2 separate regions of the Homo sapiens genome follow, and region 2 is linked to region 1. A link is a loop called in an ENCODE intact Hi-C map of the cell type or tissue named here. Cell type or tissue: endothelial cell of umbilical vein. All regions are shown on one strand. Links, peaks and the distances in the headings refer to the core of each region. The heading gives the core; the rest is flanking DNA.

Region 1 (5,462 bases), core at 291-5,290:
GGAGGCTTTGTGAGGGAGAGAAGCCCTGTTGCTGAAGGAGGAGTTTGATGATCTTTTGCCTGTATCTTCATAGCAGGATACTTGCATTTTAGGGAAGTTAGCAAAATGTTCTCCAGTTCTAAGTTCTGCCATAAATTAACCCTGATTCCCCTGTATTCTGTAGTGTTTGAAGGAAACATGATAACCTAGATGTAAAAGCAACCCCTTTAAAGAGTAGCAGTTAGAACATGACAGTCATCCATATTGGTCAAACTCATGGTCCAGCCGTAGTTCTCAGGCCGTACACTAAGAATTTTGGAAGGAAACAGGCATGCTCTTACACACACCAACTACAGACAGTTAGACCAGCCATTAACATCATTGTAAATGCAAAAAATACGAGTGTGACCTCCAACAGTGAATAAATATCATCCTGCATCCAAGAGATGCAAGGTAAGAGATGAGCTGCAGCCATCCTTGTTTTTCCTTTAAAGTATTTATGGATCTAGCTTGAACTTACACTGTCACCATGAATATTCTACCTCTTAATAGCTCTCTGTGTATATATATATATATATATATATATATAGTTTTGGGGAGTGTATGTTGAGATGCGGTCTCACTATGTTGTCCAACTTGGAGTGCAGTGGCATGATCATAGCTCACTGCATCCTCAAATTCCTGGGCTCAAATGATCATCCCACCTCAGCCTCCCAAGTAGCTGGGACTATAGGCATGCGCCACTACTCCCAGCTAATTTTTTAAAATTTTTTTAGAGACAAGGTCTCTCGATGTTGCCCAGACTGATCTCCAACTCCTGGGCTCAAACAGTCCTCCTGCCTCAGCCTCCCAAGTAACTGGGACTACAGGCGAGATCTGCCACATCCAGCTCAGTATTTTCTTTTATATGATCTCAATTTACTTTCAAACTTCATACGTCTATCTCCTGTTTTGCATGTTTTGAGAGCAGATGAATGTGTCGATGCTCACCCTGATGACGTGGTGACTTTGATTTGATTCCCTATCTGCTTGGATGAATGAATGATCCTTTCATCTCTCCATCTCTGCATTTCTCACCCTCCTTTATGCCTGTCCTGCAGAAGGCCCAGGTTCAACAGCACAGTGATCAATTGAAGGGCATTCTTCTCTTCCGGTCTCCCTAGGAGCAGCAGCACCAGTCCATGGCTGCAGACATAAACAATATGATGTGTTTTTATATAGGTGATTTATAATTTCTCACAAAATACTTACTGATCCTCTCAACAGGTGTTTGTTCCATGATTAGAAGGACATCTACCATTTTGACTCTTTGAGAGCAGTTTCCTGGGCTGGGCGCGATGGCTCACGCCTGTAATCCCAGTACTTTGGGAGGCCAAGGTGGGCAGATCACGAGGTCAAGAGATCAAGACCATCCTGGCCAACATAGTGAAACCCTGTCTTTACTAAAAATACAAAAATTAGCTGGGCGTGGTGGCGCGTGCCTGTAGTCCCAGCTACTCAGGAGGCTGAGGCAGGAGAATTGCTTGAACCCAGGAGGTGGAGGTTGCAGTGAGCCAAGATCACACCACTGCACTCCAGCCTGGTGACAGAGCAAGACTCCGTCTCAAAAAAAAAAAAAAAAGAAAGAAAGGAAAAAGAAAAGAGAGCAGTTCTCTGGCAATGAATACTGTGTAATTTTATTGAAGAAAAAAAAAAAAACTAACTGAATTACATGCCCTGCAAGGGTGACGTGCCTAAGTGACTCAGTTAGCTGGAGAGTGACTCTCCTCTCCAGTCCTTCCCTACTCATGGCCATCTTCCCAGGGTACATTTAATAATGGATTGTATATTTCAAAATTGCCAAGACAGAAGATTTTAAATGTTTTCACTGCCAAAACATGATAAGTATGTAAGGTGATGGATTTGTTAATTAGCCTGATTTAATCATCCCACATTACAAATATGTATCAAAATGTCATCCCATGAATATCTACAATTATTATTTGTCTAGTAAAATTTTTTTTTAAATTTAATGTTTCTTTGTAGAAAGCGGCTCTGAAACTAAGTCAGCTGAGGGTGCCAGGGTTGTGTATGTTATCATGGCCCTTGAGGTTATGATTCCAGATCTGAGGACGGTCCTCACGGAGGCCAGATGTCTGCTGTGGTTTTCACATGCTGACCTGGCTTGGAAGGGAAAGCCAGGTTTGGGGCATTTCACAAAAATAACATTTTTTTCATTACTCTTGTTTCTCTCAACATCATCCCTCTCACCACAAGGGGTCAGTCAGCACATTTTGCCTTTGACCAAGGCAAAACGCCAGGCGAGTGATCATCCCTAGGCGGGCCTCGTGTTCTGAAGGAACTGATGGAGCTCCTGTTGACCTCTTTCTTGCAGCCAAGGGGAATCTGATTTAGTAGATTAGTGATGCTAGACTCTCATTTCTGTTCCAGATATACTGCCAATAGGCCCTTTATTATAGTCCACCATCTTCAGGTGGAGTACCTATAGCTAAGGTTAAGTAATTAAAGGAGATAAGTAATTCCAACTCACTGCAACTAGTTGGCAAATGACTGAGAAAATTTTGCAACACCTTTATTCATTGGGCACTAAGTGCTGTGCTCATTGACAAGTAACTGCCGATACAGCAGCAGTTACAAATGGGCCTCTATAGCAGGTGCTGATTAAAAAGTTCATTTGTGGCCTGGCGCGGTGGCTCATGCCTGTAATCCCAGCACTTCAGGAGGCCGAGATGAAGGGATCACTTGAGGTTGGGAGTTTGAGACCAGCCTGGCCAACATGGTGAAACCCCCATCTCTACTGAAACTACAAAAATTAGCTGGGCGTTGTGGCGAGCACCTGTAATCCCAGCTACTCAGGAGGCTGAAGCATGAAAATTGCTTGAACCCAGAAGGCGGACATTGCAGTGAGCTGAGATCGCGCCACTGTACTCCAGCCTGGGCGACAGAGAGAGACACCGTCTCAAAAAAAAAAAAAAAAAAAAAAAGTTCATTTGTGGTGGTAAGAAGAGAGGTTAGAGGTGTATTTATTTAGTCCACACTTATTCCGTGTGTCGGCTACAGCCATACGGCACAAGGACCAACTTTAGAAGTCATCTTTGCTTTTTCTTTCCTTGTCTGAAGTCATCAGCCAGGGCTGTGTCAGGTTTGGAAATACAGCCCTCTTGGGTTTTATGGCTCTGTGACATTCACGGTTTGGGTTTATTTTCCTTGTTCTCTGGAACTGGTCGTTTTTGCTTCTTCCACTCCATCAACAGAGACAGTTTTATGAATACACTGCATCTCAATCAGTCTAGCTGCAGAAATAAGTCAGCAAGCAGAGAGCTCTGTGTGTTTCCCAGCAGGAGCAGCCACCATCATCATTAGAAAGGCAAGAAGTAGTGTGTATCCTCCAACAATTAATAAATATCATGCATCAGATAGATGCAAAACCATTTATTCAGTGAGGTGCTGTCAAGGGAAAGGAGGCATTTTTATCCCAGGAATCAAGGGAAAGGAGGCATTTTTATTCTAGGATCTTTAGAGGTAAAGAGACAAAATCCCAGGAAGGTTAGATGTCTTCCTCAGGCAGTTAAAAGCAAAGGACGCAGGTTTTCAGACTCCTAGATCATCCACTGGTTTTCTTTCTTTTTTTTTTTGTTTTTTGAGACAGAGTCTCACTCTGTTGCCCACGGTGGAGCGCAGTGGTACAATCTCAGCTCACTGCAACCTCCGCTTCCCAGGTTCAAGCGATTCTCCTGCCTCAGCCTCCCAAGTAGCTGGGACTACAGGCGCATGCCACTGCGCCCAGCTAATTTTTGTACTTTTTTTAAAGACAGGGTTTCACCATGTTGGTCAGGCTGGTCTTGAACTCCTAACCTCGTGATCCGCCCGCCTTGGCCTCCCAAAGTACTGGGATTACAGGCTTGACCCACTGCACCCGGCCCCAGTCACTAGTTTTCAATACCGATGTAGTGCGGTGTGCATCAGAACAATACACTGAAACCTAGAAACCTCTCCTGGAGCATTTTGTGGTGGTGTTTTGTTGCAAGCATGGAGAACCGCCATGGAAGTCTTTCGCAAGCCTCTCTGCTCTATTACTTGATTCACTTTCCAATCACCTCTGCTCTTTTCCACTGCTTACTTATGATAGTACCACCACATATTAAACACTCTCTGTTGTTTTTTTGGCTTCTACCTTCCCACCCCAGGCTGGAAAGCATCAGGATAGGTGGATTTTCAGAAGTGTGGTGAAAGCCCTATTAGCAACACTGCAGCTATATAAGGTACTTTGCAATTTACAAAGCACGTTCACGTGATCCTGTCTGACCCTCCAAACAACCTATGGCAGAGGTGGGGAATGTATTATGATGTTTGTCTCAGAATCAAGACTACATTTGCTGATCTCCTCTGATGCATCAAGGACTGTACGGGGGCTACTTTATACTCAGGCCTTCTGCTGACCTATATGGAGACTTTGTAAAATTAGAAAAAGTGCCCTGTAGAGGATGCCCCTTCCTCTAGAGTGAATCAGCCCCACACCAGGGCAGGCCTCAGGCTAGATTTCAACCCTAAGGTCCCCTCAGCACCTTGCATGGAGCTGTGTAGTTATTAATCTATTTACTTCTCATTACAGATCTATACTCTGGGCAATACTCCCTTTCTACAGATGAGAAAACTGAGGCTCAGGAAAGCTAAATGTCTTAGGAAGAGTAACAAAGTTTCTTGGTCTTGGAGCTGTACTTAAACCCCAGCTCTTCTGAGTTCCTTTTTTTTTTATTATTATTATTATACCTTAAGTTCTAGGGTACATGTGCACAATGTGCAGGTTTGTTACATATGTATACATGTGCCATGTTGGTGTGCTGCACCCATTAACTGGTCATTTACATTAGGTATGTCTCCTAATGCTATCCCTCAAGGATCTAGAATCATTCTTCTGAGTTCTAAGCCAGTGGTGGTTTCACCAGGACATTCTGCCCTCGGCCCACAGCAGAAGCCTCTGCACCTCCTTCCCAGCCCTCCCAGAGCAGTGCTGGGATAATCTCCTCCTCCACAAGGCTCTGGGCATTTGTTATTTTGCCTATGGAGGGAGTAGCCTCTTTGGAAAGGAATGCCTCTTTCAGGGGTGCTTCTCAGACTTGATAGATCAGCGTCCCCTAGAGATCTTGCCAGAGGGTCTGGGGTGGGCCCTGAGCATCTGCCTTTCTGATAAGGTCCCAGGCCATGTGGCTCCTGCTAGTCCATTGGCCACACTTTGACTCGCAGACCTTTAATACAGCAGAAACCAGTCACTGAGTTCCACCTTTTCCCGTTGCCCTGAAGACATGATGAAAAGATAAACAAACGTTTATTGGGTATCTACTATGCACTAGGCTTAGTTCATTCTAGCAGGTAAAACAGGAGGAAATAGCCACGCTCAGTGAAATTTAATAATTACTACATCACACATAGCCCTTGCAAGGAAAAATCAGCAACATGTTAAGAAAAATGAAAGGGATTGAATT
Region 2 (5,462 bases), core at 142-5,141, 240 kb before region 1:
GTCTTGCTATGTTGCCCAGACTGGTCTCAAACTCCTATTCTCGCCTGGCCTCCCAAAGCACTGGGATTACAGGATTGAGCCACCATGCCTGGCCCCACATTATATTTCTATTGAACAGTGCTGGTCTAAGAAATTTGAGATTTGCAGTGCCAGTATTTAAGGACTATGTACAGGCCAAGGGTATATTTTTTATTACTGCATCCTCCTCCCATTACTGATGAATGTCTCACCACCTGATGTTTTCTAACACCTTCCTATGTGTCTTTATTCTTATTAAGAAAGAAGTTACTGTAGCAACGGCCACAATAGCTTGTATTTACTACACCTGGAGGGAGAGACATAAACAGACATCAATCTGTCATTCAGGTTTTCAGGTTTACACATTAATATTTTTCTCATGTCTATCTGGGTTTTCCTCTGCAAAGCGGAACACCAAGAGTAGGAGACCCGTCTTCTAACTCCCGCCTATGACACTGGCTTCTCTGGGTCTCCATAAGAACAGTCATTACCCCATGCTGACCTCAGGGGGGTATGTGGATAGATAGTTACAAAGTGTTTTGAAAGTGATTCTTAGGGTACTGTATCTGTCTAATGTCACATATTTTAACATGAAAATAGTATCTAACATTACTTACAATAGTGGAGGAAGGCAGGAGGGAGAAAGTAGTTTCCTCTGGTGATTATGGGCTGGGAAGATCCAGGAGAGAGAAAAGGAGTGAGACTAGAAAAACCCATACAAGGCTGACCAACATTAGCATTTGTTCTCATCAACATAAATAGTTCTTTTCCTGTATTCAGCAACAAGCCTCCGCTGGCTGGGAGAAGATTGGGAGCCGAGAGCTATGCAGATAGTTCATCTGCGCTTTGACATGGAAAAAGCAAATGGGCTGGAGTGTTTTTTAACTTGATCGTCGTATTGTGTGATGCTTTAGGTGTTACCCTCATTGATTGCCACTTAAGTTCCACTCATGGGTCGATTCTGTTTGAACATGCTTGCTCCTTAGTGGGTATCATCTGGACAGAGATAACAGATGCTAAGACAGGGACTGGGGGCATTGAGGAATTATTACTATTACCTTCACCTAGGACAGGCGTGGCTTCAAAATGTCTATCTAGAGTGGCCTGAGGGGTTGCAATATGGTTGAAAGTGGAGACTGGGAGCTTGCCCTTTCAGAAATGTTTGCCTAGCAAAGCAAGATGTTGTCCCTTGGGCATTATGCTTATTTGAGGTGGCTGGAGAGGGTTTATGAGGATCGAGGTCAGGGCAGGGGTTTTGGCTCAAGACCCCTCAACCCAAGCCACCCCTTTGGCATTTCACGGAAATGTGGCAAAAAATAATAGAAGATTCTCGGTTTTAGGTTTTATTTGCACATGTTTTATAAATCTACCTGAAGCTTTTCAACTGACGACGCACTTGATCATTTGAAAATCCATTCAGCGCCTTATCCCACCTACAGAGAACCATCCTAAAAGAAAATCAGGAAAGCTGCTACCGTCCCATCCTGAGAAATTCCCACTCACTCCTCATGGGCATTTGGGAGGTCCTCTACTCAAGAATTGAACCGAAGGGAACTAAAGTGCATTGCAAAAATGCAGTCCTTCCAGGGAAGGTTCAAGGAAAGTTAATTGTCATTGTGTCGCGTTTTGAGGTCTTCCTCCCTCTTCCCTTCCTAGGGGGCGGGGTGGGGTGGATGATGCTGGGGGGTGGGGGAAAGGGGAGGCAAGTGTGGTTTTCCGATCAGCGATCTAATAGCAGTTAGAATTATATAATGGAACTGCCCTGAGTCAGGTGACGGGATCACTGAGTAATTCCCTGCAGAAGGAGACAAACTGCATGTTAAAAAGCTCAACAAATACTCAAAAAAAAAAAAAAAAAAAAGCCCAGGCTGTGAGTTCCAGACTTCCAAGCTGCATTTCCTCTGAATCCTCTCCAGGCTGAAACAGCTGTACAGGCTTGCTGAGTCAGAAGACTCCCAGAGATTGGGGACGGCCGAGGCAGGTCGGGGGTCTGGTTTGGATCCCCGGGTTACTTTCTGTTTCATTTTGAAATGTTCCCTGTTTCTGCAACCGGTTGCCTCCAATGTCAAGTAAAACGCAGGACTCCTTGGAGACGCCAGCTGGGCTTCTAAGGACTGGGGCTCTGTGAAGGTAAGAGGCAGTCTGTGCCCCACCGGCTGGAGGCTGCCACTTTAGAGACGTCTGAGTACCCGCAGGTCACACCCAGGAGGGGTTGGTGTGCCTGCCAACTGTTCTGGGCTCTGAGTGAGGCTGGAGAGACCATCGTGGAGGCGGTTTTAGGTTAGAAAAGGGATAAAATGGACCCTTCATGCCAGATGGGTGGCCACCTAGTCCACGGTGAGTTGAATCCATCCCCCGACTTTGGTTGACACCCTCCCCTTCTCCATTCCATCCCACGTGGGAGCTGGTCAGCGGCCAGGGAATTGGCACGGCCGGGAAGGAAGGCGAAGGGGCTGCCTGGCACCGAGAGGCTGCATGGGCGTGTGTAGCATGTGTATTTTCAGAGCCCGACACTTGAGGAGACTGTTGCTCAATTTAAGAAAGCACAGCTATTGGAAAGCCAGGAAACAGACCCAGAGAGGCGGATGCATGTGGGAGCAAAGAGCTTTGGGCAGCCTTTAAGGTAGGCATTGGCGTCTGAAATCATGTTATTGCCTTTTGTTTATTTGTTAGATGGATTTTGTATTGGTTTTATGCTTTGTTCGGTTTAGAGAATTTTCCTTTGATGGAGCTGCCAATATCAATAGATTTGGTTTTGAAATCCTCGGGCCGGGTTCATAGGATAGGCTGGAGCCCACGGTGTTAGTGTAGATGCCTCAAAGTCAGAAGAGATGGATACAAAACTGGTGATGATTTTCAAAGGAGATTCACTTGCAAATCTCACTGCAATGGAGACTTGCTGGGAGTCCTGGTGCCTGCTGAGGCAGGCAGCTCTTAGGAACCTCAGGAAGTTTCTGACTTAAAGAGACAGGAAAGGAAAAATTGAATCCGCAGCTGTTATTTTGGGGAAAGTGGGTTCAGGGAGAATTTGTGGCTGAAGAAAAAGGAAAGACGACTTGGAAAATAAACGGAAACATAAGGGATAGGCTTGGTGGGATTCCAGCTTGGGGCAGTGGCATTTTGAGGCTTGCTGCGTGGAGATAGAAATCAATACGGGAACTGATAACAGCTCACTCAGCATGAATAAGAAATGCTACATGGATTCTTTTAACACTGACTTCTAAAGAGCCTGAGAAATAAACAAGATGTTAGTTTGAAAGAGTTCATTTCTAATTGTTATTTCTTTTTTATTGTTTGGCCCCATGAGCTGCTCTAAACAAAATATGGTGATGTTAGAACCAAAAGGAAAGTGTCCTTAGAATAATATCTACAAAGAGGCATTCAAGTTTTCACTGCCTTTCCTTCTTTTTCTGCCCTTCTCTCAGTTTGGGCAAATTATATGAGTTGAATGTATCTGATAGAAACAACTCTTTAAAGAGGGGTCGGGCACGGTGGCTCACGCCTATAATCCCAGCACTGTGGGAGACCAAGGCAGGTGGATCACTTGAGGTCAGGAGTTCAAGACCAGCCTGGCCAACATGGTGAAACCCTGTCTCTACTAAAAATACAAAAATTAGCTGGGTGTGGTGGCACACACCTGTAGTCCCAGCTACTGGGGAGCCTGTGGCATGAGAATAGCTTGAACCCAGGAGGCGGAGGCTGCAGTGAGCCCAGATCTCACCACTGCCCTCTTGCCTGGGTGATAGAGTGAGACTTTATCTCAAAAAAAAAAAAAAAAAAAGAAAAGAAAAAAAAAAGAAAAGAAAACAGAAACAACTCTTTAAAGTGGTACAATTATCTTTTAAGAGGATATTTGTATATCGGAATTAAAAAATGATCTTAAATCTGTGGTTCTTAAATCTTCAAAACCATGGTCCATATTTGGGAAGCAAAAAGACTGTGGATCATGAATTTTTAGTCTTTTCTCTACTGTGGCCCTATCACTCCCATCTCTTCTGATGCTCAACAAACAAAACTAAACAACAAAGCTAAAAAAGCATAACAAAGTTTTTCACTAAAGCCCACACTTGAAATGTAGATGCTATAGTATTACAAATATTCATAATATAAAAGAACAGCTCATAGAGCCCCTTTTTAAGGCCATGGCAGTCCCTCGAGAAAACACTGCTTAAATAATTAATATCAGCAGAGTGAGTTCCTTTTATCTGGATTTCCATCTGTTGAAACTTGCTGGAAACCTACCTTTCTACACTTCAATAATATCATGAGGACTGAGATTCATGAGGATGACCTCCAGGTACTACAAGGCTCTTTAGTGCCTCCCAAATCACAGAAGATAACAAGATGCTCAAAATAGTTTTGGTTTTGAGTGCATTGCCTTCCACTCTAATTCTCTAAAATTTGCTCCTCTGCATAGATCATGGTGCCCACATTTTCTATATCAAGGACCAGGACTTGTGATCTTACAGAGGACTTTTATGTTGCTTTCAGTGTGAGAAACAGTCTGAGAAATGCAGTTTGGATGCCAGGTTTTGTTCATTTCTGGGATAGTCCAACATTTATGGGACAACTGGTGAAATAGGACAGATTTTGAAAATTCAGTCTTTATGGAAATCAAGGTGCTTTGATTAAAAGCTTCAGTTTTTTTTAGTTCGGTTGACTGAGGTTTGCATTCCAATTCTGCTACCTTTTCAGTGAGTGACATTGAGAAAGTTTGTTGATCTTTCTAAGGCTCAGTTTCCTCATCCATAAAATTGGAGAGTAACATTGCTTTACCTCACAGGCTGTATGGGAAGTAAATTATATAGAACATCGCGTAGTGCTGTGCCTGGCACACTTAGTGCCTGAAAAAGTACTTGCTATTATTGTTGTTATCATTTATGGTGTCTAGTGACCACAAAGTACTTGAAACACCAGGTCACTTTTTCCCTTGAATGTGCCAGTGAGTAAAGAATATGTGTGAAACTTTAGCTCACATTTGTGCTCCTACAAATATTTTGGAATTAATTCAATAACACTTGTATTTCTCTAGATGAGAAGGCACGAGTGTCTGCGTGTTTTGGACAGAAGGGTCAATTGAACTGGTTTAAGCCACAGAGGGCATCAGTGGCAGCACCAGATAAACAACATTTGTCCCCAGACTCCCTGCACTCTACCACTGGGTCACAGCGACCCCACACCAGGGAGGGTCCAACAAGGACAAAGTAGCCCTTGTCTCCGGACAGCCCCAAACACCTTCTAATGGATGTAGTGGGTTTGATTTTTCCTGCCTCAGCCATGCTATAAGTTGTGATTCTGCCCTTTTCTCATCCTGAATCTGATGGGCTCAGGGATCCTGTAGGCTTTTACCCGACTTGGAAAATTCCCGCAGATGGGCTATAGTGATCCATGACTATACAATTCCAAGCCTCCACTAGGGACAACACAGAATCTACTACCCTTAA

The links. Peaks named below come from ENCODE experiments on the same cell type or tissue, not always from the same donor. Only the 100,000 strongest peaks of a DNase experiment are listed, where the experiment ranks them.
Region 2: a loop joins it to region 1, with 2.6 times the contacts of the local background. A loop is called at or near these places in 1 of 110 quality-filtered maps.

Annotation. Positions count from the first base shown.
Region 1 is chr6:13,192,818-13,198,279 of GRCh38, forward strand. All of the region lies in intron 7 of PHACTR1 (phosphatase and actin regulator 1), which reads left to right. Among named protein-coding and RNA genes, the nearest start is that of TBC1D7, 130 kb to the right of the region's middle. RefSeq lists a silencer at 2,253-2,342. In endothelial cell of umbilical vein, for the core only: a CTCF peak has its summit at 2,236 (motif pointing right); a DNase peak (open chromatin) is centred at 2,254.
Region 2 is chr6:12,955,397-12,960,858 of GRCh38, forward strand. The region is part of intron 4 of PHACTR1 (phosphatase and actin regulator 1); the gene reads left to right. LOC124901262 (a long non-coding RNA gene) reads right to left here. Exons shown (of 2, transcript XR_007059459.1): 2 at 3,414-5,462. Among named protein-coding and RNA genes, the nearest start is that of PHACTR1, 240 kb to the left of the region's middle. RefSeq lists an enhancer at 375-1,166. In endothelial cell of umbilical vein, for the core only: a CTCF peak has its summit at 2,569; DNase peaks (open chromatin) are centred at 2,085, 2,315 and 3,095; H3K4me3 peaks cover 1,730 bases; H3K27ac peaks cover 1,496 bases.